3 separate regions of the Homo sapiens genome follow, and regions 2 and 3 are each linked to region 1. A link is a loop called in an ENCODE intact Hi-C map of the cell type or tissue named here. Cell type or tissue: mammary epithelial cell. All regions are shown on one strand.

What was found. Peaks named below come from ENCODE experiments on the same cell type or tissue, not always from the same donor. Only the 100,000 strongest peaks of a DNase experiment are listed, where the experiment ranks them.
Region 2: it touches region 1 in a loop (4-fold over the local background); 3 of 110 quality-filtered maps call a loop at or near these places.
Region 3: it touches region 1 in a loop (4-fold over the local background); 62 of 110 quality-filtered maps call a loop at or near these places.

The regions. Positions count from the first base shown.
Region 1 is chr2:11,829,053-11,831,552 of GRCh38, forward strand. No RefSeq gene overlaps it. Among named protein-coding and RNA genes, the nearest start is that of MIR4262, 6.7 kb to the right of the region's middle. RefSeq lists an enhancer at 989-1,705. In mammary epithelial cell, CTCF peaks have their summits at 358 (motif pointing right) and 1,022; a DNase peak (open chromatin) is centred at 1,239; H3K4me3 peaks cover 527 bases; H3K27ac peaks cover 2,194 bases.
Region 2 is chr2:12,432,629-12,435,128 of GRCh38, forward strand. The region is part of intron 4 of MIR3681HG (MIR3681 host gene); the gene reads left to right. Among named protein-coding and RNA genes, the nearest start is that of MIR3681, 230 kb to the left of the region's middle. In mammary epithelial cell, a CTCF peak has its summit at 1,149 (motif pointing right); no DNase peak of the experiment used is centred here.
Region 3 is chr2:12,701,410-12,703,909 of GRCh38, forward strand. It overlaps LOC124905974 (a long non-coding RNA gene), which reads right to left. Exons shown (of 2, transcript XR_007086222.1): 2 at 1-2,500. Among named protein-coding and RNA genes, the nearest start is that of TRIB2, 14 kb to the right of the region's middle. In mammary epithelial cell, no CTCF peak of the experiment used is centred here; DNase peaks (open chromatin) are centred at 932 and 1,462; H3K27ac peaks cover 2,500 bases.

The DNA of each region.
Region 1 (2,500 bases):
GGGCTCAGGTGATCCCCCGGCTCAGCCTTCAAGTAGCTGGGACCACAGGCACATGCCACCACACCTGGCTAATTTCTGACCACTCCCCTTTGTATTTTATATTTTGTCTTCAGACCTAGTTAGGGGCAGCGCTGTGCCCCATCTCTGCCTTAAACTAAGAGAAAGTGGTGAAAATGCCAGTAGGTTTTCTGCCTTTCTGCTTCCAACTCCCTTTTGAAACTCCTGCTGCATCAAAGGTGGTGATCAGTGTCACTTCTGTTGCAAGCCAGGCAGGGAGCTTGGTACCTGAGGGAAACCAAAACATGAGCAGACAGAAGCTGACCTGACCCTGGAAGTCAACGGGCCCAAATGGCCACCGGGGGGCACAGTCGCTTTTGGTTTGGCAGCACAGCCTTTAAAAAAAAAAAAAAAAGTCCCCACTTTGACAAAGGCCCCTTCCCGGGTAGTGCTGGCCTTGGAGACCAGCCAGGCTGTGGATCCAACTTGTGGGCAGAGGGGGGAGTTCCTCAAGGGGACTGTTTTGGTACCAACGTGCCTGCAAGTTGGCACAGCCCAAGGTCAACAACACTAACTGGCTGGAAAGGGCGCTGTCTGGCTGTTTGTTCAGGTCTAAAAACCATTTAGATCTGCGATTCTCAAAGTGTAGTCTGCAGTTCCAGCACTAGGGAACTTGTTAGAAATGCAAATGCTCAGGCCCTTACCCTAGACCTGCTGAATCTCACCGTGGGCGTGGGGCCGGGTTATCTGTTTTAAGAAGTCCTTCAGGGGATTCTGCCTCACGTACAAGTTGGAGAAGCAGGGTTTAGATGATGCAGTGGAGGCCCTGCATGCTGCTCCCAGGTAGCCTCTTCTGTATTGCTCAGCTCACATCTGACTTTAATTTGGCCTGGCCAGAGCAACGCTCACCGCCCAGAGCTCACAAAGATCTGCCACAGGAGAGAAGCCGCTGGAAAGATTGTCTTCCCCCGGCCACTCCTGAAAAGGAGCTTGGAAACCCAGTACAGGCGCTCGCTTGAGTCACAAGGTGTCGTTGTGATCCTTTGCTACACGGCTTCCAGCCTGAGACACCTTCCCAGGGATGTGGGCCGGCCCAGGCTGGGAGGGGATTCCAGGCCGTGCAGTGTGAGTGAGTGAGTGTGTGTGAGTGTATGTGTGTGTATGGCGGAGTTTGGAGGGGGTGTCCATGTGAAGGAGCAGGCCTGGGCTGTGCCCAGATTGCTAATGGCTCCCTTCCTCCCCCAAATTGTTGGAGCCTGGAGGTGCCTGTCCTGATGCCAGCGATCTTTTCACTGGTGCAGGAAGTCCATTCAGCCCTGCATTGCTTTTAATGAGTTTTGCAAGCAAGTGGCCTCTTCCTGTGACTCATTCTGCCTTTTGTGCACCGGAGATTGTGGTTTTAAGTTTCACTTTGGAAAGTAACCACCACTTCTGCTGCTTTCTCCCTGTTGGAATCTGAACAAGTTACATTCATTTTGCAACAAAGAAATGTAAATGTAGGAGCCGCCAGTCATATTTCTGCTCTGATTGTAAAAACATCCTTTTCCGAGATGGTTGACAGAGCCAAGCTAAGAAGAAATGGTTTATATTTTCAAGTAACACATTCATTTGGGAACTCCGTATTTCCCGCTCCCCCCACCCACCAAGTTTGCTTTTGTTCTTTGTCTTATTGATTCGTATTTCAGGGAGATCCTAAAAAATAAACAGTGCTTGTTGGTTGAGTGAGGCGGTTAACCTCTAATTTATTGAAAGAGACTTCATTCTGGACAAAAGTTTGTGTTCTTCCTTCATGCAGTACACAGAGGATGACCATAAGGATAATTTCTTGTACAGTAAAATGTTTTTCCTTCGGACCTTCCACACAAATCCGCTTATGGTATCCGAATAGATGAATTTCTTAGGATTAGCGAGTATATGTTAAGTGGACAAATATTATACAATATTTTTCCTCAAATTTAAATAATGTAGGCATATTTAAAATGTTAGTGTTGAACTAAATTTTTTATATAACTTTATTTAAATATGTACAAACATTGAACAGTAGCTCTTACAGCATTATAAAACCAAAATTCATTTAAGTACAGATAAAACTATAGTGCTAATCAGCTGGACACAGTGGTTCATGCCCAGCATGAACTCTCAGCACTTTGGGAGGCCGAGGTGGGTGGATCCCTTGAGATCAGGAGTTTGAGACCAGCCTGGCCAACATGGTGAAACCTTGTCTCTACCAAAAATACAAAAATTAGCCAGGCATGGTGCCACGTGCCTGTAATCCCAGCTACTTGGGAGGCTGAGGCAGGAGAATTGCTTGAACCCGGGAGGCAGAGGTTGCAGTGAGCCAAGATTGCGCCACTGCACAGTGAGACTGTGTCTCAAAAACAAAAACCAAAACAAAACTACAGCGCTAATAGAGTTCAAGTTAATATTAATGGTACGTAGTGGAAAGTGCTGATGTATTGAAGCTAGTGAAATGATGTTGGATTTGGGCTTATAATAGATGTAT
Region 2 (2,500 bases), 600 kb after region 1:
AATAACAAATTGGAAGGATAAGAATTACTGGGTTAAAAAACTAGGCCAATTTTAAATTGTCCTGCAGAAAAGTTGCAGCAATTTATCTCACCAGAATGTTCTGAGGATGTTATTGTACACCTGCTTACCAATGTCAAGGAACATGTAACAACAGCAATAAGAAAAACACAACACATTCTCTAACCTACTGAGAGCAGATTTTATTTTACTGATGTGTTTATATTCATTTCACTGATTATTCGTAAAGTTAACGTTTTTATTTCACATTTGCTTGCCACTTGCAAGACTTCTTTTGTAAAGTGCCTTTTGTATTCTTTGAACACTTTTCTATTAAGGGGGAGTGGATGTTCAGGCTTTTCCTATAGCTTTAAAGCCCTTACATGATGAGGATGTAAAACATCGCTATGCTTGTGGTAGATTTTTTTTTGCCATATTTTATTTTATTATTGTTTAAGGTGTTCTGTTTATAATATCTAAGGAAATATATTTTTAGGACAGAAGTCAAATTCCCTGAAGGCATGGAAATATAGCACTTCCCACCAGAAATACATTCTTTTGGTATTAGCACAGAGCTTTTAAAACAATAAACATGAGATTCACATCAGAATTGTCTCTCTCATTTTTTTTTAAGTGAGGTGCAATTCTCGGCCCATAACAATAGCAAAGTCTATAATTTTCATCTTTTAAGTCTATAGCTTTTTAAAAAATAATGCAAAGTATCTAAAGAAGAATGCAAAAATCACTTTAAAAGTTATGTTTTCCATCTCTTCTCTCCATGAAGCAGAAATCACTGTGAAATGGAAGGCATCATGAAGTTAGAACATTCTTTCATGAGGGAGTATTACTGTTCCAGAAGAGCCTAACAAGATATAACTGGAGGGATGGAGTCTTTCCAAAAATTGGCAAAAATGAATAAAAGCTTTAGTCTGAATCCCATGAAGCAGATGGATTAATGCTTCTTAGAACTGGGAGCTTAAAATTTGGATTTTTAAGCATCACTAATTTTTCTTTTATGAACCCTGTCCCATTTTAACTCTTTAGGATTGTAAGTCTATGTATGCATTCTCCTCTTTTTTTTGATATCCTGAATACTTACATGCCTCCTTCCCTCCGTCAACCATGGAGCTTGCCTCTGTGCTCCCCAGCTGGCACCTGGTCAGCAGGGGCCGCCATGGTTTTACTGTTCATACTTTTAATGTTAAGCTATGGCCTAACCAGCTCCTGTATGCCATACACCTGGCCCAGATCCTCCATGCAGGTGACCTAATATCACATTTGCCTTCCTACAAAAAGGAAAATAAAATAAACCATGTATAACATCTCACTGAGATATAACTACTGCTAACATTCTGCTGCCCTTCCCTCCAACATTTCTTCCTTCCATGCTATGTATAAATATTATACATGCTACTGTTTTCCACTGGTTCATTTGAAATTACATTGTCATTATTTTCCCAAACTGTAATTTTTAGTGGGTATAGGAAAATTAATTGAACTATCCTCAACAATAGGTAGAAATTTAGGATGCTTTCTATTTTTCCCTACTTTTGGTAGCATTGACAGAACAACCTAGCATTCATGGCTTTGATTGCAATCCAGTTACTTTCTTAGGGCAAATTCCTAGAGGTTCCAACGTTGTCTTATGTGGATATATAACCCCCTTAGCATACAGATTAAAAACAATACGAAAGAAATCAAAGCATGTTTGTTTGTTTAGAAATGTTTACATTGAGAAGAATGTTTTGGTACATACCAATATTTTACCTTGTGTTTTATAGGATGTGTATGCATATTTCCAATTTCTAAAAGTCATGATTATGACCTAATTTTGCATAACAGGAATTTGAGGAGCAGAGGAAAGGGGAAAACATTAACACAGTTTCTAATACAAATGCCAAGAGGCTCCAACTAGAGAATTATTTTCACCAGAGTTTCTAACCCTTGACTTCTAGGCCTTTCTACTCTAGGAGAAGTGACAAGATTATCCCCAGTCTGAAAACTAAGGAAGAAAATCCTGTTTAGCTGAGAGGAGAGGAGAGGCTGGCAGGGGGGCTGATGCAGGAGGTGATAGGGCTCCCGGTGATAAGAGGTGAGAAGAACAGTCTCTGTGTGCCTAGAGAAGAGATTACCAGAAGTCTGCTATCTGTTTGTTCGCGGATGTCGGACAGGCAGGATCGGTGATGGCAGGTCTTGGGGGAAGGATTATCAGGAGCTAAAAGCTGTCTTCACCTTGGCTGCTAAGAACTCATCTCGGATCTTCTTAGAATTCCAAATCGGACTTTTCTCCTAGCAGTGGCTACATCCTTAACCTCAAAAATACCCGTATTAGCAGATCTACCTCCATGAAATAGACAATTCTTGACAAACTAGTCCCAGCCTATCATGTCCTGCTTCTCCCTGCTTCCCTCTCCCATCAGTGCACTTGACTCTGTTCTGTGTTTCCTGGTTGGAGCAGTCATGGCGCTTCATGTTTCTAGGCCTGTGCTTAATGCTATTCCCT
Region 3 (2,500 bases), 870 kb after region 1:
AGCAAAACCTTGTCCTTACACTCAGAAACTCTGTTAGTTGAGAGTCATTCTTCAGCTATTCCAGAGAAAATATTTATTGTGCTTTTTTCCCTAACTCAGAAATGAAATTTATAAAAGCATAAAACGTGTGCTGGTTTTTCTGTTTTCACCCACTCTAGATCCCACTCTCTACCCTTCTTCTTTGCTCTTCTCTGTGCCACATGAGGCCAACTCCTGTGGACAGCTTTCTTCCCTTCCTGAATGGCGTCCAGTTGGACTCATCCAAAGAGCAGCACTAGGGAAATACGTTAAGCTTCAGGTCACTTCTTCCTGGCTCCCTTCTTGCTTAAGACTGTGTTTCTGGCAGGGGCTTCCTCCTCCCAGGAAGATGGCTCCTTCCGGGGTCGGGGGTCGGGTAGAGGATGGCTCTCCACCAGAGATCTGGTTCTCATTGGGTTCCAGTAACACCATTTTTCCTGGGTGTCTTGACCATGGAGATGGTAATAGCAGAAGCTTTTACTCATCTCTGGGTGCCTTCCTCTTCCTTGTTTGTTCTCTTAACTAGCACACACATCTGTGGAGTCCCTTTATTAAAATCTCTTCATCGAAACCACCCAGGGCAAATTCTGTTTCTTGCTGGGACTTTGAGTAATCAGAATATCAGAGCTGATGAAGTTAGAAATTCAATCTCTGTTTCTTATTTTACAGGAATGGAAACTAGGGCTCAGAGGTTTCACTTGCCAGAAGTCACTCGGTCCCTGGGAAGGATGCAAACCAGCTCACCTGGCTCTCCAGCACATGCACCCCAGACCACCCCCAAGGATGTGACCCATTCCTTCTGTGGAGTCTGATCTTCCAAACTTTAGACAACAGCTCCTTCTGCAAGCTTTCGAGCCTGCAAGCTAAGGACATGAATGAACTGAGTCATCCCCACAGAGCTTCATTAATTTTAAGGCAATTTAAGATTTCTGAGTCATAGGTTTCAGTCATTTAGATTTTCCCAGCTGGTACTGTACTTGCCCACACACACTTTTCTTTAAAGATTGCATCTGTCTAGATGTGTGGTTCTGCCCACCCTTCCTCAGTTTCTGAGAAGAAACTCGCCCTCGTGGAGTGCTACATGCAGGGCTAAGCCATTTCCATTTGCCACGTGCATTAGAGTCTTTGCCTGAGGGATTAATGGGATTAGCAGTCTGCAGCTTGATCTAGACTCTATCCACCAGAGACATGCACAATTCCAAATTCTATATCCAACACAATATTTTACCCAGTCTCCCAAGAAAATTCAGTTATGCCATATGGTGACTCCACTCACTGAATAATATTTAGCAACTTGATGAACAAGGACTGAATCATATCTTAACCATCTTGGCCAAATATTGTTTTATATAGCAACAGTATTAGTAATATATATGTTTTATTTTTTACACTAGTACTTCCTGCTACGCCCACTGAAAATTAAGAGCTAGACCTCACTGGAAGTAGACTACACAATAAAAGAGTTCTCGCTCATTAGCAACCTCCAATTCAATATTGCATTGTATGTATGATACATTCAGAATGTCTGCTTTTTCCTTCCTCCAGAGCAGCTGCTGGGATTGAGCAATAGTCTCCCAGGGTAACGCAGCAGGGAATCCTGGGGCATTTCCCAGACACTGAAAACAAAGGATATGTATCCATGGGGAGGATAGGGCTTCAGCTCTCTCCCTCCCACTAAGAAGTTCTCCATATCCTCAGTATGTGGGGGAGAAAATTAGCAAGCCTCTGAGTGAGGAGCCCCTGTGACCCAGGGATTTTAAGAAAGTCGTTTTCCTCCCTGAGCCTCAATTCAACTGTTCAAGAGGGATAATCATGAAAACCCTTTATAAACTGTAATACAATATGCAAATGCTAGGTTGGTCATTTACAATGTGCAGATTCTGTTAAAATTGTACATACATGCAACCATGAGGAAGATGCAATCTGTATCTTCAACCATCTTACCAGTGGAAAATAGAAACTTGTGGAGATAACAGAGATAATTTCAACAAAATACAACTTGGCTAAGATAGAGTTATGAAAAGTAGAGAGACTCTTAGGTCAACATGAAAGTTCCTGAAGTTGCCAGTACCCAAGAGGAATCTTGAATGATCAGCAAGATTTATAGCGGCTATAAGAATATTTATTCCCAGCAGCCAGGGGCATAAGCATCAGTTACTAGTGAGTATAATGCATGTCCCAAAGTGGCAGGAAATAAGGCCATATTTATAGCAATTAAGAAATATTAGCTATTATTACTGTAGCATCAGGGCTTTCTGAAAATCAAAAAAAAGGGATTTCTGGGAGAGTCTCATGCTAAGGCTTCAGCAACTCTTCTCACCCCACCCTGTGGGGCCACTATTGTGCCCATCTTCTGGGAAACTGTTGTAAAATGCTCCCTTGATTTATTACTGAGTATAAAACTAACCCAATACTTACTGATGTAAAATAACCCACTTCTTTATATCATGGTTTTGTGCAGCAGGAACTGGGGCAGATGGCA